Linked DNA regions of Mus musculus: regions 1 and 3 are each linked to region 2. Evidence: chromatin loops called from intact Hi-C (ENCODE). Cell type or tissue: heart. All regions are shown on one strand. Each heading gives the region's core, and the rest is flanking DNA. Links, peaks and the distances in the headings are about the cores only. Region 1 holds the start of Zfp444 (zinc finger protein 444). Region 2 holds the start of Zfp78 (zinc finger protein 78). Region 3 overlaps Usp29 (ubiquitin specific peptidase 29).

Evidence for each region. Peaks named below come from ENCODE experiments on the same cell type or tissue, not always from the same donor. Only the 100,000 strongest peaks of a DNase experiment are listed, where the experiment ranks them.
Region 1: it touches region 2 in a loop (4-fold over the local background); 2 of 42 quality-filtered maps call a loop at or near these places.
Region 3: a loop joins it to region 2, with 14 times the contacts of the local background. A loop is called at or near these places in 12 of 42 quality-filtered maps.

Annotation. Positions count from the first base shown.
Region 1 is chr7:6,165,519-6,175,727 of GRCm38, forward strand. It overlaps Zfp444 (zinc finger protein 444), which reads left to right and starts at 6,995. Exons shown (of 4, transcript NM_028316.3): 1 at 6,995-7,056. In heart, for the core only: a CTCF peak has its summit at 6,129; DNase peaks (open chromatin) are centred at 6,123 and 6,803; H3K4me3 peaks cover 1,953 bases; H3K27ac peaks cover 1,938 bases.
Region 2 is chr7:6,355,078-6,365,286 of GRCm38, forward strand. It overlaps Zfp78 (zinc finger protein 78), which reads left to right and starts at 8,231. Exons shown (of 5, transcript NM_001025163.1): 1 at 8,231-8,270. In heart, for the core only: a CTCF peak has its summit at 4,296 (motif pointing right); a DNase peak (open chromatin) is centred at 3,234.
Region 3 is chr7:6,913,823-6,924,031 of GRCm38, forward strand. The region is part of intron 2 of Usp29 (ubiquitin specific peptidase 29); the gene reads left to right. Among named protein-coding and RNA genes, the nearest start is that of Zim3, 58 kb to the right of the region's middle. In heart, for the core only: a CTCF peak has its summit at 4,644 (motif pointing left); a DNase peak (open chromatin) is centred at 4,629; H3K27ac peaks cover 1,603 bases.

The sequences.
Region 1 (10,209 bases), core at 4,983-7,482, 190 kb before region 2:
GCCTGATATAGGTGCTAGGAACCAAACGGGTTCTCTCCAATAGCACACAGTGTTTTTACTCTTCGGTTGTTCTTGGGGGATGGCCCGTCTGCAGAACTTTCTCTTCTCTTCTCTTCTCTTCTCTTCTCTTCTCTTCTCTTCTCTTCTCTTCTCTTCTCTTCTCTTCTCTTCTCTTCTCCTCCCCTCCCCTCCCCTCCCCTCCCGTCCCCTCCTTCCCTCTTCCTCCCTCTCTCTCTCTCTCTCTCTCTCTCTCTCTCTCTCTCTCTCTCTCTCTCTTTCTCCCTGTGTTGGATAGTTTTATGTCAACTTGACACAAGCTAAAGTCATCTGTGATGGTTTGTATATCCTTGGACCAAGGAGTGGCACCATCTGAAGGTGTGGCCTTGTTGGAATAGGTGTGACCTGGTTGGAATGGGTGTGTCACTGTGGGTGTGGGTATAAGATCCTCACCCTAGTTGCCTGGAAGTCAGTCTTCCACTAGCAGCCTTTGGATGAAGACATAGAACTCTCAGCTCCTCCTGTGCCACGCCTGCCTGGATACTGCCATTCTCCCACCTTGATGATAATGGACTGAACCTCTGAACCTGTAAGCCAGCCCCAATTAAATGTTGTCTTTTATAAGACTTGCCTTGGTCATGGTGTCTGTTCACAGCAGTAAAACCCTAACTAAGACATCATCTGAGAAGAGGAAAACTCATTATTTAAGAAAATGACTCCATGCTGGGCAGTTGTGGCACATGCCTTTAATCCCAACACTTGGGAGGCAGAGGCAGACAGATTTCTGAATTTGAGGCCAGCCAGGGCTACACAGAGAAACCCTGTCTGGAAAAACAAGAAAGAAAGAAAGAAAGAAAGAAAGAAAGAAAGAAAGAAAGAAAGAAAGAAAGAAAGAAAGAAAGAAAGAAAGAAAGAAAGAAAGAAAGAGAAAGAGAGAAAGAAAGAAAGAAAGAAAGAAAGAAAGAAAGAAAGAAAGAAAGAAAGAAAGAAAGAAAGAAGAGAAACAGGGTGGGGGAGAGAGAGAGAGAAAGAAAGAGAAAATAAATGACTCCATAAGATCAGGTGGCAGGCAAGCCTGCCAAGCATTGTCTTAATTAGTGATTGATGAGGGAGGGCCCACTGTGAGTGGGGCTATCCCTGGACTGGTTGGTGGTCCTGCTTTCTATAAGAAAGCTGGCTGAGGGCTGGAGAGATGGCTCAGCGGGTAAGAGCACTGACTGTTCTTCCAAAGGTCCTGAATTCAAATCCCAGCAACTACATGGTGGCTCACAACCACCCGTAATGAGATCTAACGCCTTCTTCTGGTACGTCTGAAGACAGCTACAGTATACTTATGTATAATAATAAATAAATCTTTGGGCTGGAGTGAGCAGGGACTGAGCAAGCAGGGTTGACCATAGGGAACAGAGGTCCTAAAAAAAATTCAATACCCAACTACCATATGAAGGCTCACAACCATCTGTACAGCTACAGTGCACTCATATACATAAGTATATCTTTAAAACAAACAAACAAAAAAGAAAGCAAAGTCGGGCATGGTGGCACACGCCTTTAATCCCAGCACTTGGGAGGCAGAGGCAGGCAGATTTCTGAGTTGGAGGCCAGCCTGGTCTACAGAGTGAGTTCCAGGACAGCCAGGGCTACACAGAAAAACCCTGTCTCGAAAAACCAAAAAAAAAAAAAAAAAAAAAAAAAAAGCAAGCAAGCACAAGGAACAAGCTAGTAGGCAGCAGCCCTCCATGGCCTCTGCATCAGCTCCTGCCTCCATGTTCCTGCCATTCGAGTTCCATATACTTCCTTCTGCAAAGATGGACTACAATGTGGAAATGTAACCTAAATAAACCCTTTCCTCCTCGGCTTGCATATATATATATATCACCGTGTTTTGTCTCAGCAATAGAAAGTTTAAGTCAAGCACTATGTGTTCTTAAATACTGAGCCATTGCTCCAGCTCCATGGCTGCCACAGTCTAGTGTTACCTGCAGACCAGACTGCAATGTTTTCTTGTGAGAAATGAGATCTAATGATCTCGTTTTTATAGTGGAAGAAACACTCCCTGGAAGCCCCACTAGCAAATCCATCTTCATATTGCTTTGGCCAAGGCACCCAGACACTTGAGCCTCAGCCAATCTCTAGCAAGGACTCTGCTGGGCTATCTGAATTATGTCTAGATCCCAATTATCCACCTCTTATTGCATTTTTGTCTTTTTGTTGACTGTTTTCAGTTTATTGCATGGAAGCAGTATACTAGGCCAAGTAAAAAGTGGAGGCCTGGCAGCTGAAAAGATGGCTCAATAGAGGACTGGGGTTGCGTTCCCTGTATCCACATCATGGTGGTTCAGTCACCTGTTACTTCAGTCCCAGGGGATCTGACAGACTCTAACTTCTTCCAGCATAAACTCTCATATACTAAAATAAAATAAAATCTAAAAAAAAAAAAAAAAAAAGGCAGGATCACGCCCTCCACAGCACACACCAGTCATTTTATCTAGGCTGTTTTTTAAACTTGTGACAAAGGACTGATGCCAAGGGCTGGCCTCAGCTTGGAGAAGGATTCATGAAAGGAGTGTCTGGGAGCAGTGAAAACAACAACAACAACAACAACTTGAATCAACTTGACTCCAGCCCCTTGATTCTTAGAGACAGCAAGCACAAGCACAAACAGTAGGATAGCTGGGTGGGATCCCTCCCACCCTAAATTACCATTCCTACAATACCTGGGTTCTGCCTAACTCTCTCTCTCCCAGGCTGACCTTGAACCCAGGAATCTATCCACCTTTGTAAGCATAAACAAAAAATTTTAGCTGGGTGGGATCTTACCTTTCTATCGCCACTTCCAAAATCTCTTTATGTCCTTAGTATCTGTCTGAGCAGCTGGCTGTGTGCAGCTGCCTCTGCTCCTTTAGCTCTGTGACGCTCCTTATACGGTTCATACTGCATCCTTATACTTTGCATAGCTGAGGAGCTATATTATACTTCTGTTTTCAGCATTCTTTCCCACATCCTTAAGGGATGTCCTGAAGGTTCTATCATTTTGCTGAGACGTAGACACAACCTCGCCTCCCAGACTCAAGCTGTCTCTGATTATCATGGAGTCATTAACCTTGGCAGAGGGGACTTTCCTCGAAGGAGGAACATGAAAACTATTATATAAACAAGACTTATGCCCACAGCACCCATCAACACTAGTGGAGGGCCATGCCCTTCTGGCTCTGTTCCAACGGTAGGAACCATGTCATCCCGTCCCTTACATGACCAGGAGACTGAGGGGAAATTTTACCCAGGGGAAATTTTACCCATGGCAAGGAAAGCCTCATTTAAACTTCAGAGCCCACAAACCATTAGCTATTAACCATTGATGGTTAGCCAGTGCAGGCTCTGTCAGGAACCGGTGTATGTTCTTGTGCTGGTCACCCTATAGCTAAATAACTTCCTCATCCCTAGGTGTTCAGCCACACTTATGTATCACTGCAGGCAAAGTTCTTTTTAAACATACTCATGATTTTCTTTTTTCTTTCTTTTTTTAATATTTATTTTATGTGTATGAGTGTTCTATCTGCATGTACACCTGCATCCCAGAAGACGGCACTGGATCCCATTACAGATGGTTGGGAGCCACCATGTGGTTACTGGGAATTGAACTCAGGACCTCTGGAAGAATAGTCAGTGTTCTTAACTGCTGAGCCATCTCTTCAGCCCACTTTCAACCTCTAAGCCATTTATCCAACCCCATCCTTAAACCTATATGAAAATATCTTTATTAAAACCCTACTCTGAAGCCGGGCGTGGTGGCACACGCCTTTAATCCCAGCACTCGGGAGGCAGAGGCAGGCAGTTTTCTGAGTTCGAGGCCAGCCTGGTCTACAAAGTGAGTTCCAGGACAGCCGGAGCTATACAGAGAAACCCTGTCTCGAAAAACCAAAAAAAAAAAAAAAAAACCCTACTCTGGAGAGGTGGGGAGAATGTGAATCTATGCAGGTGGTCACTCCATTACAGCAGTGAAGGAGTGGGAGGAGAGCTGCTGGGCTGCTGGCCTGTGTGAACTTTGTACCCAGCCTACAGGCACCTGGCCAAGTGGGGAGTATAGGCTGGAAGCTTCCTCCTAGTCTATTTGCTCTGTCCCCTTGCCCTGGCCCAGGCTGCAGCTTCTGAGGATTGTTTGTTTCTGCTGATGTGAACAAAGACACTGCATTTGGAACAGGAACTTGGATCTGAGAGAGTCAGACATGTGGGTGACCGTACAGGAGAAACTCAAAGTGTATATTGGACGGTTTTAAACAAGAGATAAAATCCCTCCTGTGTCTAAAGGAACCCTCTCATGCATGGAGAAGCAAAATGGTCCATATTCATACAACCGAATCTTATTTAGTTCTGTTCTTTGCAGTGCTAGGGATGAACTCAGGGCCTTAAAACATGTTAAGCAAACTTTTTAATACTAAGCCATGTCCCAGACTTTGTTGCTGTTTTCTTTTTTGTTTGTTTGTTTGCTTGTTTGTTTTAAGTTCAGTGGCTGGAGATATGGTTCAGTAGTGAAGAGTGCTTGTACAACACCCCCATACACATAAAATAATTTTTTTTTGAGACAGGTTTCTCTGTGCAGTCCTGGCTGTCCTGGAACTCACTCTGTAGACCAGGCTGGCCTCGAACTCAGAAATCCACCTGCCTCTGGCTCCCAAGTGCTGGGATTAAAGGCGTGCACCACCATGCCCTGCTTGATAAATTAATTTTTAAATAATATATATGTACACACACACACACACACACACGTAAGTCAGTTATTTTCTTCTGCCATATGGTTGCCAGCATCAAAGCTTGCCCCGCCTGGCAGCAAGCACTTTTACTTAGCTGAGCCATCTCAGGTTTTTGAGAAAGAGTCTCATGTAGCCCAAGCTGGCTTCAAACTCACTGTATAGTGGAGGGGAAGACCTCAACCTCCTGATCTTCCTGTGTCCACCTCCCACGTGCTGAGATTACAATTTTCAGTTTTACAAAGGAAGGAAATTGGGCCACTGAGATCGCTCAGTGAGTAAAGGCACCCGCAGCCAAGCCTGGTATCCTGCTTTCAATCCCGTCTCTGCCTGGGGAAAGAGAACCAACTCCTGAAAGCAGCCCTCTGTCCTCCACGTAACAAACTGTGACACGCATACACACTCATACCCCCCCCCACACACTGTCCTCCACGTAACAAACTGTGACACACATACACACTCATACCCCCCCCACACACACACTGTCCTCCACGTAACAAACTGTGACACGCATACACACTCATACCCCCCCCCACACACACACTGTCCTCCATGTAACAAACTGTGACACGCATACACACTCATACCCCCCCCACACACACACACACTAAATCACAATAAATATGTAGTAAAAAAAAAAAAAGCCAATATAGATAAACGTGAAAATAAAGCTGGGCATGGTAGTTCACACTTCAAATTCTGGCATTCTGGAGGCGGAGGCAGAGGATCATCCTTAGCCAGACAGTGAGTTGGAGACTAATCTGGGCTACAAGAGACTCCGTCTTAAAAAAGTTTTAAATCATATACGAAAAGAATCCAACTAGTATGTGAAAAGCACCACTAGGAAAAGAATGTGGTATTGCAGGCTCGCTCTTCAAATAGCAAAGCAGCTTGTGTGGTTAGCACACTTACCAAGATGAGGGACAGAGAGGGCAGAGAGGTGGGACAGGATTAAGTTTAGCTGTTGTGGGGATAGATCCGTCTCTAAGCTGTAAACTAGTGAGTAAATAGAAACTAGGGCAATGGTATTGTCCATCCACGAATTTGGTAAGGACAATAACAACTCTGCTTCACATGATTTCCTTTGTGTGCCAATGTCACCTTTTTTCGAAGTCCAGTGAGGAGGGGAGAGTCTCTGTCTGCCCCACTAGCTTGTAAGAGCCATCTATCACGTAAACAGAAAGTCTCATAACCTTCTTGCGCTCCTGCGAGTACGTGTGTATGTGGTGCGTTGGGGTAGTAGGTAGGGGTAGGGCTGGAAAGATGACAAAGAGGTTAACAACGAAGCACAAGCTATTCTAGACGTCCTTCTAGCACCTACATGTGGCTCACAACCGTCTGTAATACAGGTCTAAGGGAATCCCACGCCGCTTTCTGGCCTCCGTGGGTACTGCGAGCACATGGTGCACCGACTCAGCGAAACACCCATACATATTACAAAGAGCAAACTCAAAACCTTCTTGCCTTTTCTGAGGTAGGGAAACTGAGGCTTCAGTGTCCGTAGGGGGCTACACAAGCGCCGTTTGACACGTAATATTTTCCTTCCTATTCACAAGACGGGAAACTGAGGCTAGAGAGTGGACTGACAGTATGGGACGAGCGAACTAATTCTCAGAGGTCAGGTTTCGTTGACCAGCCTCAACCTTCCTTTAACCTAGTACTGGAGCGGGAGGGCGATACTGCAACTGTTGTCAAGGAGACGGATCTCCCACTGCTGATCTGAGGAGAACTCTGGCATAGCCTCCACGACCTCCTCTATAGGCGCTTAAAGGTCCTGGAGGCGGGTCTCCCAAGTGTGCTGCCTCCCCCGGTTTCCACGACAACGAAACCACAGATTCCTCTTATCCCTCCCCGACCCGTCCGCGTTTGCCAGAAGTCAGCCGGCGGGGTGTCTTGTGAGGGATGGTAGAGGAAGGAAATCCACGTGAAATCTGGGAAATGTAGTCCAAAATCAGAAGCGCTCTGTTTGCGCCTGTGTGAGCCAATAGGAATCGGGTTTTCTTCTTTACACTTTAAGAAATGTAGTTTTCTGGCTAGCTCGGGACGCACGAGCGTACAGGACTCATCACAGTAGGGCTAATGGAAAGCCGCTTTGTCGCGATGTTTCTTGGGAGATGTAGTTTCCAGCTGGGAGAGGTGGGAAGTGTTGGGTAGAATTAGCGATTCCTAGTGTAGAGAGTGAGGGGACGTGGGGGCGGGGAAGTACGGGTGAATTTGGCGCAAAGCCTGCTGGGGCATGGAGTCCCGATGAGCTTTGTGCGCATGTGCGGGAAGGTGAGGTTGTTTGGGGGGCCTCGCCCAGGAGAGTGAGGTGAGCTAGAGGGAAAAGGAAGGGCTGGGGAGTCCGGTGTACGGGGAACGGGCGGACCACGGGGAGGGGTACCCAGGTCTGGAGGAGGGAGAGGAAGGGAGGGATGGGCGGCTTGGGGGAGGGGGATGATAGGAGGCTGGAGGTGGGGTTCTGGGGGCGGGCCGGGGAGCGGGAGGAACGCGAGATGCAGACGCGGGAGAGTTGGAGGCCTGGGGAGGCTGGGCAGCGGGAGGGGGCTGGGATGTTCGAGGGGGAGCCCTGGGATGGTTGGAAACTGAGAGTGGAGTGGAAGTTGGACCCCACTGAGAAATCCTGGGGCGCCGGGACCTCTAACCTCTTCGAAAAGGATTGCGGGAAGGGGTCTATCCAGGGGCACCGTGCCATAGCAGCGTAGACCGGTGCAGGTGGCTAGTCCTGTGTGCTGGTCACACGTTCACACGCACTTCTGTCGAGTTGAGGTTCTGGAGGATAAGTATTTCTTCATTACAAGCGTATCCGCCTCATTAGCTTGTCGCGAGAGGCGAAATTCATTAATGTGCAGAAGGGGCTTGGAGACAGGTTTTAACAGGATAAGAGGGACTTAAATCTCTCGGTTCTGATCCTCCTGGCTCAGCCTCTCACGTGCTCAGATTACAAGCGTTGGCCTAGTTTTTTTGTTTTGTTCAGGGTTTTTGTTGTTGTTGATGATGGTGTTTTGGGTATGGTCTCCTGTAGCCCAGGCTGGCCTTAATCACACTCGAGAGCCATGCCAAGCTTTAAACCGGTGAAAGTAATTGAATTTAAAAACAAACAAACAAAAATACTCATCTTAACTTTTTTTTTTTTTTTTTTTGGTTTTTCAAGACAGAGTTTCTCTGTATAACCCTGGCTGTCCTGGAACTCACTCTGTAGACCAGGCTGGCCTTGAACTCAAATCCGCCTGCCTCTGCCTCCCAAGAGCAGGGCTTAAAGGCATGAGCCACCACTGCCAGTCTTCACTCCTTTTTATATGCTATTTTAACACCTATTCCAATTTACAATTTAGTCTTGGGCGCTTGTTTCACAGTGGCTTTACGTAAATGACTCACAAGGAGTTGGAGGGTTAATGTGTGTTGATAGTAAATGCAATAGGTGGGGTTTGTTTATTGCCAGGTGGTGTTCTGGGTACTTTTTTTTTCTTTTAATGATTTATTTTTATTTTAACGTGCATCCATATTTTGCCTGCATATGTGTTTACTGCATCCTCTGATTCTAGAGTTTCAGTTGTGAGCTGCCATGTGGGTGCTGGGCATTGAACCCAGGTCCTCTGGAAAAGCAGCAACCAGTACTCTTAACTGCTGAGCCACCTCTCCAGCCATGCTCTGGGGTACTTTTTTGCTCTTTATTTTACTTGACTTTCCAACCTCGATTATTGCTCCCATTTTACAGCCAAGGAGATGGAGATTAGTCTTTGAAAGGAGCAGTTGTTCTTTGACCGAGGACACATTGCTGGTACGCAGCTGGAATCGGTTCCAATTCCGAAGCCCTTGTCCTCTGAGTAAATATTTGGTGAGTTGTGCAGCTCAGGGCACAGAGTGCCCAGTGCAGATTCCTGGCCTTTTGAAGGACCATTGATGGATTCAGAGAGAATGAACATCAGGGTCGAAGTGTAGGAGAGAGAGGTAGAAGAAGGGGACACTGAAAGTTACGCATTTAATAGAATAAAAGTAAAACGAAAACAAACCAAAAACAGATGCTGGGGAGATGGCTCAATGGGCTAAAGTACAAGCTGAGGACAATCAGAACTGGGTAAAGGTTGAGCAGCACAAGGGCACCTCAGTGTGTGTTCACTGGCTTCTCATCGCAGATGAAAAGGCAGGCTTTAGGTTCCATAAGAGACTTTTAAAAAGGAAGGTAAAGGGGCTGGAGGGATGGCTCAGCGGTTAAGAGCACTGGCTGCTCTTCCAGAGGTGCTGAGTTCAATTCCCAACAACCACATGGTGGCTCACAACCATCTGTAATGGGATCTGATGCCCTCTTCTGGTGCATCTGAAGACAGCAACAGTGTACTCATATACATAAAATAAATAAATAAATCTTTTAAAAAAAAAAAAAAAGGAAGGAAGATAAAGAAACCCTAACCTCGACCTCAGGCCTCCACAGGCAACGCGCACGGAATGCGCTTGAGTGCCCACCCCCTCCAGAAATCAACAGCTTGGTGAAGTAGAAAAGCAGTTAGAGATTATTGATGTGGGACACAGAGCTCTCCTCTTTCCATGGTATCGTGGACCTTGCTCAAGAAGTCCACTGCCCATCCTTTGGGGCCAAGCGAGGAGGAAATAGTTAACTTTTGTAGCATTTAGTTTAACTGGTTTGTCAGCCAAGAGTTACTTTTTGTGACCTGGAACTTAGGATATGTGGCATAGAAAGACTAATGACTAACCAGTGTCAGTAACTAGTTACTAAGTAGTCAGTGTTAGTAACTAGTAACTTTTTAGCCAGTGCCCTAATTGACTATTTTAGTTCTGTAGGCTCTGTGTGCAGAAGGAAAAGCTAACTGTTTATCTCACCAGCCCCTGCTTTCCTGCCCAGCCACTTTAAAACCCCGTCCCTGCAGTAGGTGACAAGCAGCTTAGGATCCTTATCACCCACTTCTGGGCCAATGCTGAGTTACTCTTGATCTGGCCCTGAAGGCCAGTGCCTGAACGTGCACTTGCTGAGGTTTTCCATCTTAACCTTTGCCGGGCATCCTTTTGAATTCTCTACAGCCCTTACTCCCCTGCCAGGCCCAGTGTGAAGGTCTGCAGGCCACTGTAGGGTGAGGCTTCTGAGGGATATAAATATGTATCTCACTGTTACTTCCATTCTCTTACCTCATCTACACGTGTGTCTCCTCCTACCATACGGCTCTCGACTGGCCACTTTAGGTCATAAATCTGAATTTTCTCTTTATTGCAGGAATTTGGGCTTGCCTCAAAGGAATGCCCCCTTTCACTTGATCCAGACATGAAAGACATCTGCTGTGGACTTTGACGTGGGGAGTGGGGTGGGGGAGTTGCTGACCGCTCAGACCATTTGTGATTGGAAACTACTATGTTGATAGGCTTGTGTCTCCTAGGGCTCCAGGGAGGGAAAGAGCTGGCAGGAACCCGTTCCCATTCCTCCTGCCTAGCATCCACACCACAGTGCTAATCA
Region 2 (10,209 bases), core at 3,033-5,532:
AAACACTGAGCTGCAAGAAAAAGAATGACTTGATACGTTTACATGCTAAGAAAGGTAAGACAAGAGCCAGGCGTGGTGTCGCACGTCTTTAATCCCAGCACTCGGGAGGCAGAGGCAGGCAGATTTCTGAGTTCGAGGCCAGCCTGGTCTACAAAGTGAGTTCCAGGACAGCTAGGGCTACACAGAGAAACCCTGTCTCGAAGAACCAAAAAAAAGAGAGAGAGAGAGAAAGAGAGAGAGAGAGAGAGAGAGAGAGAAAGGAAGGAAGGAAGGAAGGAAGGAGGAAGGAAGGAAGGAAGGAAGGAAGGAAGGAAGGAAGGAAGGAAGGAAGGAAGGAAGGAAGGAAGGAAGGAAAGATAAAGCTGTATCTAGGGTGTGGTAACCCACACCATGAATCCTAGGCACTTGGAAGGCAGACAGACAGATCTCTGAGTTTTAGGCCAGGTGGCTACACAGTAAGACCCTGCCTCCAAACAATAACAATGATCCCATCCCCAAAAGATATACCCAGAGGAATTAAAGACTTTTATAAGAATCTGTGTGTTTGTGTGTGTGTGTGCACGCATGTGTGTCTGTACATGTAAATCTGAGTGTTTGTGTGTGTGTGTGCACGCATGTGTGTCTGTACATGTAAATCCCACAGTACACATGTGGAGATCAGAGGGCACTCACTCCTTTCTGTCCTCCTTTATGTGGGCTCCAGAGCTTGAACTTACATCACCAGGCTTATCCACTGAGCAACTCTCTGGCCTTTTTAATAATTACAAACACATTTTTTAACATCCAGAGCAATGGTTTTCAGGTTTTGAATATATGCTTGTATATGAAAACCCGAATGAATACCCAAACACTAAATAAAGGAATCAGAATTACAAAACAGCCATGCATGGTGGTGCATGCTTGTAATCTTAGCTCTTCAGAAACTGAGGCAGGAGGATTGCTTCAAGTCAGGGCCACATCAGCTACCACTGCATCCTCAAAGTGATACTCCACCCAGTCCCACATTTAGCTTTGCACTCTCTAACCACAATACACTTGATTTTTCTCATATGATTCCTAGTTTTGTTGTATTTTAAAGATCTTAATTGTGTTTTATTACCTGTGAACAAGACTAGATGGCAGAGACCTCAGCGACTGATGAGTACCGAAGAGGGAAAGAGATACAGGCTCCTGTCATGTTCATGTTAAATGGACATTCCAACACACCTTTAATTCTTATAAAAATCAGTTTATTGGGGAACAATCATCATTAGCATCTATGATAAAGAACAGTGCCAGCACCAGAAAGTCCCTGAAGTGTCCTTGAAATGCTATTTTCTCTTTCTCCTTTGTATTAGTTTGCCTTCTATTGATGTGATAAAGATCAAGACCAAACACAACGCAGGGAGTAAAGGGTTAATTTCACCTTGCAGCTTACAGTCTACCAGGAATGGGACTCAGCCTTGGAACTCAAGGCCAGAATTGGCGCTAAGACCATGAAGACTTTTGCTTCCTGGTTTGCTCAGATTTTGTTGCTATTGTTGTTTTGTTTGTTTTCCAACAGAGGACCATCTGCTCAAGTAAAGCGCCACTCACAGCTGAGCTCTCCAACGTCAGTCATTTAAAAAAAAGAAAGAAAGAAATCCCCAGGGCTGTAGAGACGGTCAGCAGTTAAGAGCACTGGCTACACACGTGGCAGGTCACAACTGTCGTAACTCCAGTTCCAGGGCACCGGACACGGACACCCACACCCAGACATACAAATAGGCAATACACCAATACACGTAAAATAAAAAAAAATAATCATTTTTAAAATGCCCCATGCAGGTACTTGTCCACCAACTGATCTAATGGAGATTACTCCCTCAGTTAAGGGTTCCTCTTCCCAGAGGATTCTAGCTTGTGTCCAGTGGAAAACAATCGAGCCGGCACACCCTTTGGATCTTGGGTAGCTAGTTTATGAAGTTATGCCACAACCTTAGGTTCTTCCTTCCTTGCCATTTTACCACAGCACCATGATTCCCAAAGTCGTGCCAAGTTTTCTGTGCCCAGTCCCCAATATTTTCTGACTTGTGTCTTCATGGTTTTGGTTTGGTTTGGTTTGGTTGTTATTATTGTTCTTCCAGACAGGGTTTCTTTATGTAGCTGTCCTGTAAGTAGCTCTGTAGATCAGGCTGGCCTCAGACACACAGATCTGTCTGCTTCTGCTTCTTGAGTCCTGGGATTAAATGTACGTGCCACCACTGCCCAGCTTTGTCTTCACAACTTAAAAAAAGATCTTTTTGGTCTTTTCTCCCCTTCTCTCATATATTACATCCCAACTGTAGTTTCCCCTCTCTCCCTTCCTCTCCCCTCCCTTCAGTATCTTCCTCCCATCTCTCCTCTCCCCCAGACTCCCAACCTCACCCCTGCCTCCCTTCCAAAAAGAGCAGGCCTCCCAGGGACATCAACCAAACGGGGCATAACAAACTACAATAAGACCAGGCACATGCCAGCACATCAAGGCTGGATGAGGCAACTCAGAAGGAGGTGAAGGGTCCTTCCTATAAGCATGAAAACGGAGACAGGCCCTGCTGACACTGTAAGGAGTTCTGCTCAGCCATAACATATGCAGACCCTAGGTCAGATCCTACAGACTCGCTGATTTCCAAGAGACCCACAAGTCCATGACTTCGTGCCTTGTGTTCTTGTGTCGCTAACCCCTCTGGTTTCCCTTCCTCTTTCTCCACATGACTCCCAAGCTCCTTCTAAGGTTTGGCTGGAGGACTCTGCCTCTGTTCCCGTCATTTGCTGGATAGAGTCTCGCTGGTCTCTTTGATGCAGTTTTGCTAGTCTTAGAACAGTCCGCAGGCAGGGCAGATCGTAGGTTGAAGGTTTTGTGGTTGAATTGGTGTTCTAGTCCCAACCAACCTTGCCTGGTTACAGAAGATGGCTAGCTCAGCCCCATGTTCCCCATTGCTAGGAGTGAGAAGGATTTTATATGTTGACACACCAGCTGATGTTTGCTGTTACCTCAGTGTAACTGCTTTGTAAGAACCAGCAATGGTTGCCTCCATTTCTCTGTTGCTGAATATTTACATTGCTTAAAAAAAAAAATTCTGCTGAGCATCTTACCCATCCATGTTTTGGTGAGGACTGGGGAGTTACATCCACAGGAATGTCTCCAGGGTGGAGATCTCACAGTAGATACCTGGATCATGCATCATCATTCACTGCAGCCAAGCTTGAGAACTGTTGCTGGGTCTGGACAGCAGCCACTCTCCAGCTGCCACCAGCTGTTAGTTAGAATATCACCGAATTGGACTCAGTACTTAGGGAGACTTCTGGCTAGAAACTGCATTGAACCGGTGGCCTTTTAGGAGTCCACAAAAAGGATATTTCCCACCATCCTTTCCAGTAGAATTAGGATTGGTCTGGAAGCCAGGCCTACTGAGTACACAAATACACTATTATTAGTGGCTTAAGGAGCCCCTTCTTTTCAAGGCATTGAGTCTGGGGTAACTTGTCCCAGAAGTGAATGTCTAGCTGGGGGAAGCATGTGAGAAAATTTTGGCTTAACAGAGCAACATCTCTGGCTGGATTGATGAATCAGTGGTGAAGAGCACTGGCTGCTCTTTCAGAGGACCCTGGTTCAATTCCCAGCAACCACATGGCAGGTCAGAATTTAACTCCAGTTCCAGGGGATCCAACACCCTTAAGAGAGCAACATCTTAGTAGTAGGACCCAAACTATCCCATGTTTTGAAAACAGATTGGCTGAGTGTGGTAGTGTGTAACCCAAGAGCAGCACCGTGGCCTAGAACTTCCGGGTAACAATATTCCACCAAAATAAAATAAAATAAAATAAAATAAAATAAAATGGGGGCTGGCAAGCGGGTAAGAACACTGACTGCTCTTCCAAAGATCCTGAGTTCAAATCCCAGCTACCACATGGTGACTCAAAACCACCCGTAATGAGATCTGAAACCCTTTTGGGGTGGGTCTGAAGTCAGCTACAGTGTACTTATAATAATAAATAATCTTTGGGTCAGAGCGAGCAGGGACTGAGGGAACGGAGTGGACCGAAGGGAGAGGGACCGAGCAGGGCCTAGTGGGGCAGAGTGGGGTTGAATGGAGCGAGCAGAGGTATCCGAAATTCAATTCCCAACAACCACACGAAGGCTCACGACCATCTGTACAGCTACAGTGCACTCACATAAATAAATAAATAAATAAATAAATAAATAAATAAATAAATAAATAAATAAGCCTTTAAACATAAATAATGAATGAATAAATGAATAAATAAAATAAAGGTGTAGTTGAACACTCTTACCAGCAGGTGGCACTAGAGTACCGTGAAACATCCTTTCATACCTTGGTGCTTTTAAAGGTTATTAAACACCCTTTCCTCTCTCCTTGTGTCAACTCCAGATTGAGTCCATATCTTCTGATCCTTTGTGTACAGGAATATAGTAATTTTTTTTTGGTTGAGACAGACTCTCACTATGTAGCTAAGGCTGGAATTTCAGGTAAGCACCATCCCTGATATTTTTCCCCCTTTATCCAATCCAAGGCCTTCCCAGTTTCAGGATTTAGCACTGAGCTGCCTCTGCAACTTCAATAAGACATTGAACCCAGTGCAATTTACCTTCTTCCCCTACAACATGGTTTTCGTGTGTCAGCTGAATTCTGGCATCCTCACCCCCACTGTAGAAACAGCAACCCAAGGAGCTTAATACTGAAAAGACGGAGTTAGCCAGAGCCAGGCCTACCCTAACAGGCTTTAAACTGACTCTGCAAAGTCCACACCTGCATTCCATCTCGATGTATGCTGGATCCATGCATGCAGGATTTCTGCAGAATAAACACTCTTTGACATTGCATTCTATTTGGGTCTTTGCAAGTCATGGACCCTTACAATACATCTACCCTTTACCTCAGTTGCAGGATTAGACCATGTTGTTCTCTGTCTAGGAACACAAAAAAGTACAGAAAGTCAGAACAGGTGTCTAGATAGTGAGACCAACAAGGAGGCCTGTATCCATCTATCTCTCTCTATATCCATACCTATCCACCTACCATCTGCCTCTCCATCTATCAGTAACTCATGTCTATTTGTCTATTCATCTACCATATATTCTTCACTCTGCTACCACCCATCTATTTTTTTTCATTATTTCCATGAGTGGAAAAATAGCCTTTTGTTATTTATAAGGCCATTTCAGTCACAAATGAGTTTCTGTTGATGAAGTCATTACATGTTTTGTTTTGCAAATTTATGTTTTCTTTACTTCTACACCTCCAGTTTCTGGAAGCTAAAAGTGTTTTTTGAAAGAGGATTTCATTCTAGCTGAGGCTGGCCTGGAACTCACTATGAAACCAAGGCTGGTTTTGAATTTGTGGCAATTCTCCTGCCTCAGCTGAGTGCTGAGGTAGCAGGAATCAGCAGCTACACTCAACATGGTTCGTTAAGGAGGGTTTTCCTCAATGGGGGAGTTGAGAACTCTTTAGGGGGGGTCAGCCCACCCTTCCACAGGGGTTGCATATCAGACATCCTGCATATCAGAAACTTACATTACAATTTATAATAGTAGCAAAATCACAGTTATGAAGTAGCAATGGAAATAATTTTATAGGTGGGGGTCATCACCACAGGAGGAAATGTATTAAAGGGTTGCAGCATTAGGAAGGCTGAGAACCACTGTGGTAAGGTACTTTACATGACTGCAGGGGAGCCACCCAAGTGCTAAGACAGCTGTAACTCACAGTTTTATCTTTGGAGTGTGTGTGTGGGGGGAGGGAGGCGAGGGTGTGTGTATGGAGGCATGGGGTGGATAAAGGTAACATTGATTAACAGTAGCCCATGACTTAACCAATCATACCTACCTAATAAAGCCTCAGCTTGGCCCGCCCCGCCCCGCCCCGCCCCGCCCCGCCCCGCCCCCAGTCCCTGCCTCTGCCTCCAAGCAATGCAAGGCTTTCAGAAAGACCAAGAAGAATACAGCCATGTGCTAGGGGAGTGACACACTTCAACCCTGTGGGGAGAGAAACTCCAATTCTTACTTACTTCTGCACTTTGTCTTCAACTTGTTCATTTGTGTCCTTTAAAGTCTCCTATAAACAACAACAACAACAACAACAACAACAAGAGAATCCTGTGTTTTCCTGATATCTTTCACGCTAGCAAATGAATAGAACTCAAGAAGCACAGGTGGTAGAAACTTCAGCTTAGAGTCAGAAACACAGGTAAAACAACTGAAGTTTGGGAGTTCCATCTCAAACAGTGGGGAGTTTTGTAGGGCCAAGCCTTCAATTCCAGGTACTGTCAAAACTGAATTGATGACAACTAGCAGATATCTTTTATGGAATAGGTTTTCAAAGATGTTGAAATGTTATCTGAAGAAATCAGGAAATGTATGACACACCCTCCCTACTTTATATTTCTTTATAGCCCCCCATTTGTCAGGTCTGCTTTATCTGTGGAAATTAAGATCCAAGAAGCCAGGGAACTGTCTTTGCTTCTTCTCTCTCTTCATCCACATGGCCTCGTTTTATTTGTTTCAGCTTTTAATACAACTATCGATTTCTTGGTTCTTCAATGCAGGGTTAATTTCTAGTTTGGCAAAAGGCAGAAAAAAAAATCTGACTCTTGGGGTTGGGGATTTAGCTCAGTGGTAAAGTGCTTGCCTAGCAAGCCCAAGGCCCTGGGTTCGGTCCTCAGCTCCGGAAAAAGGAAAAAAAAAAGAAAAAAAAAGAAAAAAAATCTGACTCTTATATTTTGGTTCCTATGACATTGTCGTATTTGCTGCTTCCAACATTATGACATTCCCATTTTGTAGGTGAAACATATGCTGGTTTGCTGATCCCAGAGGTGATCAACATGAGTGGGAGGGAGGAGACAATCAGATGTAGAATAGTGGCTGTTTTTATTGTAGCAAAGCTTTCCCGCAAAGATCAAACTTCCAAGCCTTGCGTCGTGGGGGCTCACACCATTGATTTCAATTTGGAAGAAAACGAATGGATACAGAAAGATCAAGAGTTACCCATTTCGGAGGTTAGTCTGGGCTAACCACCTCAAATCTCCCTCTACAAAAATTATAATCTCAAAAACTAACAATAAAGATCGAGCTTGGTTAAGTAAGGGACAGTGACATCAAGGAGGCTCACAAAAGAGTGTGAGGGAAGCCTCACGAAAGGGTGGGGAGCCTAACAAAGAGCTGGCGCAAGACTCGCCCTAACCGACACGGCTAGGAATCCTGGGCAACCCTTCTGTATAATCACGCACTCAGCCACACACTGTCACAGCTCCAATCCGTTCTGCAAACAGTCTTAAATGGTGCCTTTCTCCTCAAATTCTGCCCTTTTTCTCTGACTCCTCTGAGAAGCCGCCCCTTCTCCTTCAAGCCCCGCCCTCACCTCGGGCTGCGGGGAGAACCTCCCTACTTGCTAAGCCCTGCCCCTCATCTCAGAATGCTGTAAACCCTCCCCTTTTCTGCTTAGCGCCAGGCTCACCATGCACTACGCTGAAAACCTGCTCTTTCGCCTCAAGCCCCGCCGCCCTCTAGATTTTGCTGAGAACCCGCCCCTTCTATACTAAGTCCCGCCCTCTAGAATCTGCTGAGAACCCGCCCCTTCTTCAAGCCCCGCCTTCACCTCTGACTGTGAGGAGAACCGCCCTACTGGCTAAGCCCCGCCCCTTCAGATTGCCGAGAACCCACTCCTTCAATGCTTAGCACCGCCCTCACACGAGCCGCTGAGAACCCGCCCCTTCTCCTCCAAGCTCCGCCCTCACCTCCGGAGGCGGAGACCAACCGTTCTTGCTAAGCCCCGCCCTCACCTCGGATTCTTCTGAGAACCCGCCCCTCCTCTAATCCCTGCCCTCACCTCACCTCACACAGAGCTGAGAACCCGCCCTACTTGATAACCCCGCCCCTCACCTAATACGGATAAGCTCCCGCCCCTTACCCACTTAGTACCGCCCTCTCCAGGGACTCTGCTGAGAACACGCCCCTTCTCCACCAAGCCCCGCCCCTTACTCCAGTTTCTTCTGGGAACCTTCCTATCTAAGCCCAGCCCCTCACATCAAACTTCTGAGACCCTTGCTCTTCTCTGCTTAGCTTTGCCTTCACCCTCAGTCTAAGAAACTGTTCTCCGTAGTACCCGCTTCTCATCGCAGACTTCGCTGAGTACACGCCCCTTCAGCCCCACCTTTCTCAGATTAAGCTCTTAGGTCGTCGCTGGCAGAGGCTGCGCTTGCGCACACATAGCTTGTAGGAAACCTCCCAGCGTTCCTCGGTTGACAGCGTCTGGGTAAGGCAGCTAGCGGGCGCTTGTTAGGGAGTGGGAGCCCGAGCGCTGCGGGCAGGGGAGATCCTCGTGGTCCCTGTGTTTTCTGTCTGGAGGTAGGCAGGCGGTTGCGTGGAATCTAGGGGGCACGAAAGCTCAGACGACTGGGCGTCCGGATCTAAGTCTGTGCTTGGGTGTGCCAGGCCCGTGCGTGTGTGAAAGGAACTGGGCTGTAAGTTTTCGGTGTGAGAGAGGGAGACAGAGTCTGAGAGAAATAAGTGCTGTGATTGTGAGAGAACTGTGAAATGTATGATGATAAGTGTGTCTTCCAGTGATCTGCATTACAGCACTTAAATGCTTGGAATCTCCAAAGTAATAAATACCTTGTTGACTGCTCTTGATTGATGGCTGACAAGACTCAAGGTAGTTTCAGAGTCGGTGCTGATCATCGCAGACGCTAAACGGGATTAGAGGATCAGTCCCAAACCCCATCCAGGAGAGGACAGGAGCTGAGGTTGATCACCAGATGCCAGTCCTTTTGTTGATGTTTCGAGACAGAATGTCATGTAATCCAGCAGTCCTCAAACTCTTTATGTAAGTAGAGGATGAGTTTGGAACTCTGATCTTCCTAACTCAGCCTTCCAAGTGCTGTAATTACAGGCGTGTGCAACCCACACTCAGATAAATGATTTACACAGCCATGCTTACGTGATGAAGTGTCCATAGCGACTCAAAAGGAAAGGATTCAAAGAGCTTTCTGACAGGAGTATTGTATCCCTGCATAGAAATCCTGAGAGGCCGTTGAGGGAAGTGGGTAAAGTGAAGATAGGATTGTGTTGGAGACTTCAAGATGTTGGAGATACTAGAGTCGTGGGGTAGCTGCAGCCTGAGTGTGGAACCAGCCCAAGACAGAGAAGTACGTGGCAGTCAGCAAAGCTGAAAGGATTCGGAGATCTGAATGACACAGAGATGCAGAATTTAGAGTTTGCCCTGCTTGTTTTCCGTCTTTGTTCTTTGGTCCAGTATTGATTTTCTTATTGTGCTCCTTTCTCTCCCTTTTGGAATGTGTTTTTATTTTTAAAGATTTATTTATTTTTGCTTGTATGGATATTTTGCCTGCATGCACAAATATGTACACCAAATGCATGGCTGGAGGCATGGATCTCCTGGAACTAGAGTTACAGGCAGTTGTAAGCTGCCATGTGGGTGCTGGGAATTGAACCCCAGTCCTCTAGAGGAACATCCAGTGTTCCTAACTGCTGAGTCATTTCTCCAGCCCCACTTTTGGAAATAATGTGTATGCTTTGGCATTGTATGTTGCGAGCATGTGATCTGCTTTTTAATTTTGACTTTACAGGGCTACAGTTATGAGATTGCATGAGTCTCAGAAGAGATTTTGACTTTGGACTTTAGTGTTGAGACTGTGATAGACTATGAAGGCCTTTGAAGTTGAACTGAGTGCATTTTTGCATTATGATATGGCTACAAGCCTAAGGGGGCCAGGGAGTGAAATGTGCTGGTTTGAATAAGAATGGCCCTCATAGGCTCATATACTTGAATGCTTAGTCATCAGGCTACTACTTGAGAAGAATTAGAAGGTGTGGCCTTGTTGGAGTGGGTGTAGTCTTGTTGGGGTAGGTGTGGCCTTACTGGAGGAAGTATGTCACTGGAGGTAGGCTTTGGGGATTCAAACGCCCAAGCCAGGCCCAGTGGCTCTTTCTTCCTGATGCCTGTGGTTCTGGGTGTAGAACTTTCAGTTACTTCCCCAGAACTTTGTCTGTCTGTCTGTCTGTCTGCCTGTGTGCCACTATGTCCCTACCCTGATGATAATGAACTAAACCTCTGAAATTAAGCAGGCCTCAGTGGAATACTTTCTCTTACAGGAGTGCCATAGTCACAGTGTCTCCTGGTAGATGTTAGAGGATATAGGAAGTGAGGGTTAACTGAAAGGACAACTCCAATG
Region 3 (10,209 bases), core at 3,491-5,990, 560 kb after region 2:
CAGCTGCTGCCGCTGGGCAGGGCGGCCAGTTCTGTCCCCTGCTGCCTGCCTGCCAGCAGAAGCCCCGGGCGGGTCAGAAGCAGTTTGACATACCGCAGCGGCCAACACAGCTGTTGAGGGGGGATTAGCTGCAGGGAAAGCCGATCCAGTGACAAATGGTTTAGGTATGTCCGCCCCTGGGAAATGTGATCTCCACGGTTTGCACTATAGAAACTTGTTTGTTTCAAAAGATGAGGAACATGTTTGTTGTCTGTGTCTCCAGAGAAATCACAACGTTGACAGCTCTGGATATACCCAAAGAGACAGAGTACAAAAAAACCAATTACACGTAGGCTGCGCTCATAATCAACAAATGCTGGTTTGGGAATTGCTGTGTGAAGATTCCTCTCGGCAGCCTGCTCAGAATGTACGTCTGGTGACTTCTGAGATGTCACAGTCATCACCCACAATTACTATGTAATAAAAACACTTCCCCAAAGGAAGATATATCCACAAGCACTACTCCTCACGGGAGGAAGCCTGCAGCCGCAGGAGCCGGAGATGTAATCACAAGTTTATCAATATTTCATTTTCTTTGCACGAAGCTGATAAGCATTCATAGCTCCGGGTGTGATGGGAATGTAGCGAGATTTACATCTTTCAACTTTCTAGAAGACAGTGAGGGGGTTGTAATAAGGAAACATGGCCCAGTAAGATGGCTCTGAGGTAAAATGTTTGCCATGCAAGCCTATGACCTGGGTTTGATCCCTGGGTTTCACAGTGGAAGGAGAGAACTGACTCCTCAAAATTTTGAGGCCTTTTGTGGCCTTCCACTGGAATGTGGTCGGCTTCCCAGGGCTATGCTCATAGAGAAAACTGGCCCCTTCTCTCCCAGCAACGATTAATTAACTGCCAATAGCCCTTCAGCTAAGGGTGGGAGGACTCCATGCCTACCTCCTCTCTCCAAGAATATTTGGGCAGTGCAAAATGGACTTGATGGACTTTAAAACAAGCAAGCAAGCAAACAAACAAGACACAAAGTTGAATGGACAGGGAAGGAGCCTGGATGTGGGAGGAGTTGGGGGAGAAGGTGATACGAGCAAAACATGTTGTACAAAATCTGCCCGCCCCCTGGAAAGAATAGGAAAAATATATATTAAAGACAAAACAAGTGTCCTCTGATCTCTTCATACATGCCATGGAACATGTGCATTCACACATAGACAGACAGACAGGCAGGCAGGCAGGCAGACACACACACCCTGTACATAAAAATATAAAAACAGAATCAATAAATTAAACAGCAAAATAGGCATGAAAAGTGACTGAGCAATAAAAGCCCCCAAGACCGATGAACTGAGTTGTACATCCAGGACTTTTATGGTGAGAAGAGAGAGAGAATTAACTCCAAACAATAATCCTTTGACCGCTATACATTCACCACAGTGACTCAGTACTTGAGAACATTGGCTGCTCGTCCAGAGAACCCAGGTCCACTTTCCCCGCACCAACTACTTGTCACTTCAATCCAAGGGACCTGACACCCTCTTCCAACCTCTAAGAGCACCCAGGCACATGTGTGGTGCACAGACACACATGCAGACAAAACACCCATCCACACGTAGAATGAAAAATTTTTAATTTTAATTAAAAAAAATAGAATAAGGTGGTTGTGTCCACAGTTTAGAAAGATGGCTTTGGCCTTGATCTGTGAGGTGGAAGACGTTGCCATTGAAGTCTGAGGACAGAGTATAGAAAATAGCCAAATGTATCTTCCCTGTACACAGTGATCAACTGCGCGTCTCAATAACAGTAATTTAAACCATCATGCACCCCACGGTGCTTTTGCTCTCTCTCTCTCTCTCTCTCTCTCTCTCTCTCTCTCTCTCTCTCTCTCTCTCTCTCTGTGTGTGTGTGTGTGTGTGTGTGTGTGTGTACAGAGATAAACAGGGTCACTGAATCTGAAACTTATAACGTCCATCCCTTAAAGATAAAGCTCCTGCGTAGAATTGGTGTTTGAGCCCAGGCAGTTCACACTCAAAAAGTAGTCACCACTACTAATGTCTCTTACAGTTGCATCAACAAAAAACAGACATTAATTATGGCTACACTCTGAGCGTCTGCCTACTGTTCATCCATCAGGCTCTGATCTAGTTCTGGGAACCTTCACAGCCAAGAGCAGCATTTGGTGTTTAGAATTCAAAGAAACGGAGGCCTGGGGCAATAGCTCACTCAGTAGGTAAAGCGCCTGCTGTCCAAGTCTGAGGACCTGGGTCTGGCTCCTCAAAACTCAATAAGAGTCTGGCCCTACACATGCAAGGCAGACATCTACTGATGGGGCCATCTCTACAGCCTTGCAACAGTAGGTTTTGTTTTTGTTTTGTTTTGTTTTGTTTTGTTTTGTTTTGTTTTAATCCATGCCTCAGTTTCCCAATCTGGAAAAAAGACATACTAATGGTTCCAGATCTGCTGGAGCTGGGGTTACAGGCTGTTTTGAGCCACTGACATAGATGCTGGGAACTGTAGTTGGGTCCTCTGCAAGAGCAGCAGGCGCCCTCTCTTACCCACAGGCCCATCTCTCCAGCTTGAAGTTTTTGTTTTTTAACTTGACATAGGAAATAATAAATTTCAAGTAGTGACTCATGCCTGGTAATTTCTGAACTCAGGATGCTGAAGAAAGAAAGATGGTTATGGGTTCAAGGGCGTTTTGGATTATACAGCTCAGGACAGTTGGGCTGCAAAGTGAGGTCATATCTCAAAAAAAAAAAAAAAAAAAAAAGTCAAAAAAAAAAAAAAAAAAAAGGTATCAGCCAATTGGTGGTGGCGCACACTTTTAGTCCCAGCACTCGGGAGGCAGAGGCAGGTGGACCTCTAAGTTCGGGGCCAGCCTGGTCTGCAGAGTGAGTTTCAAGGCAGCTTACCTACTGAGAAACCCTGCCTCAACATAACAAGACAAAAAAAGCAACAGGTTTCAGCACAGCATTTCCATATACGGGTCATTGTGTGCTTCTCGTGATCCTCTGCACGGTCCCCGTCCTTTCTCACTGCTCCTGGTGGCCTCTTTCTTTCCTCCATTGTCCTGTTTGTTCTCACGTTGTAGATATGATAAGATTTAGGTTCTGCGTCTGAGACAGAACGCGTAATACTTGTCTTTCTGAGTGGGGCTTCTTTGTTTAACGTAATGATCTCCATCGATTTTCCTGAAAATGACATAATTTTATGCTTTATGCCTGAATAATGCACCACTGGGGGGGTAGGGGGGGAACATGCTGCTGCCTATTACATTCTCTTTATCCTTTCGTCGGTTGATGGGCATCTAAATTACTCTTGTAATTTGGCTATTTGTGAATAACCTTGCTATAAACATGGATGGCCAGCCCCTCTCATTTTGCCTTAATCACATCTATTACAACTCTATCTCGGGGCTGCCAAGATAGCTCAGCAGACAAAGCCCCTTGTGCCAAGTTTGATGTCCCAAGTTCAGTGACCCAGGACCCATATGTTAGGAGAGAACTAACTCCTGTAAGCCGACCTCTGACCTCCACATTTACAGCGTCATTCACGAAGCAACACACACGCAGGGACACATAAATAAATAAATAAATAAGTGTATGTTTGTTTGTGTTAAAGACCCTGTCTCCAGGGTTGGAGACACAGAATGTCTGGAATCCACCAGTGAGGGAGGCCCTAGGCTCTGTCTCCTGCATAGCAAAAATAAAAGGATGGCTGTTTATAGCTGCGCGTGACACCGATGGTGGCCGTGCCTGTCATTCTAGCTCTCAGGAGCTTGAAACCAGAGAATTGCTGTGATGTCAAAGCCACACCAGGCTACATAACAAGACCCTGTCTTGAGAATAAATATGGGCCAAAAAGAAAGGCACTTGCCACCAAGCCTGTCCACCTGAGTTTGATCTCCAGAACCCACATTGTGGAAGAAAAGAACCGACTCCCTCAAACTGTCCTCTGACTTTCAAATGTGCACCAAGGCACATATGGGCTCCAACATTTTCATATAAATCAATCAATCAATCAATCGATCAATATCCCTTTTCCAAAAGCATTCGGAGGCACAGGCATTGAGTCTTCAGTATGTGAGATTCTGGAACACTCAGATTGATCTTAATAACCCCAGAGTTGGGGGGGAGGCTGAGAAGCTGGAAACGGAGCCTGTAGTTTGATAAAGGCAGGATTTAGAGGCATACCCAAGGCCTCAGTGTAAACCTCTTTCCCCTCTGCCCCCTCTTAGCAGCTTGGATTTTACCCTGAGTGTGGAAGGAAGCCCCAGTTGACAACAAGCAGTTCAGACTTATGTCAAAGCAAGGTGGCTCTGGCTGCGGTTGACACTGAGTGACTCTGGAGGCCCACAGACATCGTATGGTACCCCAAGCCTCCCTTGTAAACAGCAGACAGCTGGGAGTCAGGATGCTGGAGGACCTGGGCAGAGGGGAAAGAGGTTTACACTGAAGTCTGCGAGTGTGTGGACCTTTACTACGGTCTCCCCAAGAAAACAAGACACAACACACAAACGATTAGATCCCGTGGCTGTCCCCCTCTCCTCTTCCACGGGAAAAGGACACAATCTTCAGCCATAAAGTTCTTTGCTTCTGTCTCTGTCCATCCATTCCTTTCCAGTTTGCAGACTGAAGAATGATCGCGGGTGCCCTCTACTGGCAGCTTGCTCCACAGTGTAACAACTTAAAGCTCATAGGAAGCCACCAGCCCACTGCGGCTCCGCAGCACCAATCTTTTCTCTTCCTCCATCCCTTTCCTTTTTTCCTTTCCATCAAGGCTATCTATATGGAAGACCTACTATGTGCCGTGTGTGTGTGTGTGTGTGTGTGTGTGTGTGTGTGTGTGTTCACACATAATATACATGTGGAACTCAAGGGACAACTTGCAGGAATTGGTTCTCTTCTTCCAATCTGGGGATTGAACTCGGGCTATCAGGCTTGGTGGCAAGTGCCTTGATGTGCTGAGCCCTCTTGCTGGCCCCAGGCACATGTTACTGAGGTGTAACCCGGGATCCACGGGATCCACATATTTAGCAAGTAGCAACTTCCATGGTGAGTCTGGATGAGGACAGGTTAGAGGCTACCATAATCAGCTAGGCTGCAGCCATGTGCTAGACATCTTTATTTGGGCGCGTCCAGTGCCTCACTGACCTCGAGACTTTTCTACATAATAGATGAGAAGTTCTGAGGGACACAAGCCTCTGGTCAATGGACACTTGCTTCAGTACTCTTAAACCTTTGCAGAATCTCCACTGTGAATCCAGGTTGGCACTTTGAGCCTATGTGCACACACACACACACACACACACACACACACACACACACACACACACCATACACCAAACACACACACATACACCACATCACACACACACACACACACCACACACACCACATACCATATACCACACATACACACCCCACATACATACCATATACTACACACACACACCACACCACACACACACACCCTCCCACACACACCATACACCACACACCCACACACACACCATATACCACACACACATACCATACACATACCACACACCACACACACTACACACACCACACCACATACACACACACTACACACATATCACACACCATACACACACACACCACACATACCACACCACACACCACAGACACACACATACCCCCATACACACATACCCACATACACATCACACCCACTTCACCACACACACATACGCACACACACACACACACACACACACACACACCACACATACACCTGTGTGTCTATAAGCCTGAGTCCAGAGCCTATAATACTCCAGGTTCTGCCCCTCTCCCTGGTCTTGTGGCAGCCACCTTCTCTTCTCAGTCTGCTGTGGTTTCCATAGAAACAGATATGGCCAGATGAGAGATCAGAAGGAGACAGAGCCTGACACTCCAGCCCTTAGACTTTTATGTAATTAAAATGCATCACCAGACAAGGCCTCTGCAGAAAGGCAGGGAGAGTACAGGTCTGTGTTGGTCTCTGTCATCCCAGGCAGAAATCTCAAGCTGGCCCAAAGAACCAGCAATGTGATTGCTATTTGTTCTTCTTTTTATTCATTCATGATTAAGCCATTTATCTGTCCCTCACACTCAAAGATTATGAATGATTAACAAAGATAAGTCCATTCTTGTTGCTGAGATAGGATCTTGTTATATAGACCAGACTGACCTCAAATGTATGACAATCTTCCTGCTCTGAATTTCCATGTTCTAGGATTACAGTAATGGGCCGCTATACCTGGTGTAGATAGTTATATTAGTATATATATATTGCAAGCATATGAGAGTCAGAAGACAACTGTTTGAGTCAGTTCTCTCTCTCCTTCTACAATCCATGTGGGTTAAAGCAATCAAACTCAGCCTGTCAGCCTTGGTGGCAAATGTCTTTACTGGCCAAGCCATCACTCTGGCCTGGTTAAATTAATATATTAATTTTGCACTTACTCTTTGCTGCTGGTATTGTCACAAGAACAGGAACACAGTATAGGTGAAAGGAAATCCCACAATGCCTCATTAAAGATGCTTGCTTCTCAGATGAGGCGACCACACAAAACCACACATAAAGATCAATAATACTGTGAGAGCAGGCATGAGATCTGGGCTCAGTCCTAACACTACGTAAACCCTGAACGGTAGTGAGTACCTGTGATCCAAACACCAGCCAAGCAGAAGCAGGTTGATCGGGAGTTCACAGTTATCCTCAGCTATCTAGCATGTCTGAAGCCAGCCTGAGCTATTGAGACTTGCCTCAAAAAAGAAAGAAAAATGAGGAGTGGGAGGCCAGATGGGTCTGTTGATGAAAACACTTGCTGCCAAGCCTGCTAATCTAAGTAAGATTTCAGGACCCACATGGTGGAAGGAGAAAACTAACACCTAGAAGCTCTCCTGTGTATTCTGAGCCTGCGCCGTGGTGTTTGCAAGCATGCACACATGCACATACATAGATATTGAAAATGTCTTTTATGGGCATGCTGAGTCTTTGTATAATGTGCATGCACCTTTCGGGGCATCACGGACATCTGAGCTGAAGATGTTCGCTTTGCTCTTCCATATGTCTGAGAACACAGGGGCAAGCTCCTCACCCAGTAAGCTCCTCACACCAGCCTGGATTTCTCTTCCCCTCTTCACAGGGACTCTGCTTGAATTCTGAATTCTGGATCTCTGCTTCCTGCACCTTACCCAGCCACCTCTCTTTGATGTTGTGCCCTCCACACACACACCCTCTCTTTCCCAGTCCATTCTACCTGTCAAGCCATAGATTCCATCTCCATAGATGCAACAAGATCTGCATTGAAAACATTCAGAAGTGTGCACCTTTAGCTCCAGCACTTGGGAGGCAGAAACAAGCAGAGTTTTTGTGAGTTCAAAGCCAGCCTGGTCTACATAACAAGTTCAAGACCAGTTAGGGCTACACAGTGAGACCCTGTCTCAAAACAAAATTAGAAAAAAAAAGTCACATCCTGAATGAAAGGACATAGGTATTTTTGAAGGGTCAGAACTTCCTACAACAGTGTAATTACTATTACATAGAACTTACATGGTGTTAGGTACTAGAAGTAATCTAAAGTTGACTAAAATAAATGTGAGATTGAAGAGCTGTCTTGGTAAGTCAAGGCATTTGCTTTCAAGCCTGATGAAGTGAGTTCACTCCCCAGGTCTCACATGGTGGAAGAAGAGACTCCTGAACACCATCCTCTGACCACCTCAAGTGTGCCATTGCGCGTGTGCACCCTGCAACAGACACCATACAAACACACAAAATAAATAACTATAGGAAAAAAATCCATATGCGTAATATCTGCAAACACTGCCACTTTATATAAAGGGCTTGACTATGTGTGGATCGTAGCATACTCAGGAGTCTTAGGACAGATCCACCATGGATACTGAGTCATGACTGTGCACATAAAATATCTACTGTGCTGGACATTGGAATGGGCTTGGAATGCAGGGGGAGCCAGAGAAAATCTTCATCCTGGTGCCATTACTTTATCCTGCAGTGAGCAGAAAGTAGTGAGAGAGAGAGAGAGAGAGATAAAGACACAGAGTGAGACAGACATAGAGGCACAGAGAGAGAGACACAGACAGAGACAAAAAGACAGACAGAGAGACACATGACATACAGAGGGACAGAGAGAAGCAGAGATAGACAGAAAGACAGAGACAGACACACAACACACAAAGACACATGACACAGAGAGACCAACAGAAGGACATAGAGAGACAAAGACACAGAAACAGAGACAGAGAGACACACAACACAGAGAGAGACAGAGACAGAAAGAGGGAGACAGAGAAACAGAGAGACACAACACAGAGAAATACAGAGAAACAGAGAGACACAGGACACACAGAGAGACAGAGACACATGAGACACAGAGAGATAGTCAGAGATAGAGATAAAGACAGAAAGACAGACAGAAAGATAGAGACAGAGACACACACAACAGACAGAGAAATAGAGACAGAGAGACACATGACACAGAAAGACAGACGGACAGAAAGATAGAAAGAGACAGAGACAGATGCAGACAGAGGGAAGGCTTCAGGACAATTTTTGCAGCAATAAATAAATAAATAAATAAAAATAAATAAATAAATCAGGCGAGTAGAAGGGAGGTAAAGATGGGACGAGCATTTTGCCTTCCCTAGTCCGGAAAGCGGCCTGGGAATCTGCATTTGCAATTGTAGTGAACTGTCAATCTTCTCATCCTTCTGAAGGATGATCTTGGCTGTCAATCTGACTGGATCTGTAGTTAAGTGAGAGGTAAGATGCTAGGCACACTGTGGGAGCTTGTCTTGATCGGGCCACTTGAATCAGGAAGGTCCGTCACCTTCCAGTGATGGCCAGGTATGAGGAGGTCCCAGGGAAACGCTTAGCTTTCTGCCTCACTGCCTTCAGGTCTAGCTGTTGAGTTTATCTGCCTTGTTGGCAAGTTCGTCTAGTCTGTCTTTTAGTCCATCTGCCCAACCATGTCTGTCACTACATTCAATCCTTCATATATATCAGAACCCAGCTCCGTTGTCTTTCCAACATGGACTGAAGACCACTGGCTCCCCAGGAACTGTCCAGGCCAGGATTAGACCCACAGAGGCCTCCTGCCTCTGGACTCTAAAGCCTCTGGGTCCTCAGCCTCTCCAGACGGCCACTGTAGAAACCCAGGTTGTATTGTGCAAACTAAGAGGAGAAAGTCTCTTCTAACACATTGTTTTGTTTGTTTTGTTTGAGACGGTGTTTCTCTTTGTAACAGCCATGGTTACCCTAGACTCACTTTGTAGACCAAGCTGATCTCAAACTCACTTCTGACTCCCAAGAGTTGAGATTAAAGGCGTGTGCCACCATGCCTGACCTGATACATATTTTCTATCAGCTCTCTTCCTTTATTGAATCCTAACTAATACATCTCCTCCCATTCTGGTATCTATGCAGCCTGAAACACATTATTTTACAAACTCTGCCATACTTTGACAGGTATGGGGCTAAGCAATTTACAAGTAGCACTTATTATAACCCTTATCATAATCCAGAAACACATATTCTCCATTTCTAGATGGAAAAACTAGAGATTGTTGACTCTTCTTCTTTCTTTCTTTTTTCTTTCATTTTTTATCCGAGACAAGGTTTCTCTGTGTAGCCCTGGCTGTCCTGGAACTCACTTTGTAGACCAGGCTGGCCTTGAACTCAGAAATCCACCTGCCTCTGCCTCCCTCCCAAGTGCTGGGATTAAAGGCGTGCGCCACCACACTCAGCTGAGATGGTTGAATCTTGATCTTGCGTTTTTGTCTAATATTCCCCACTCCATACTACTACTGGGAATTCTAACCTACATTATAATCTGGAAAGTTCTGTCTCCTGTGTCTCTCAGCCTCACTCCTATCAGCTTCAGTTTCCATAGCAACAGGCAGAGCCTGTCAGCATCACTAACAACAGAGGATGCTCCTAAGCATCCATAGCAGACTAATGGATTCCAGAGCAGCCAAGCTGGGGGAAACTGTGGGTCTGATGCACCCCTACCTGGGATCCTGATCTGAAACAGATATGGCTATAATATAAATACAGATCTGTATGTGATTATAGATGCAGGTACATAGATGTGCATATACATATGTGTGTATATTTTCAATCATAGTTCATGTGTACATAGATTATGAACATCTGGTCATGTTACCTTCTCTGGAGAATACTATATTGGGGTAA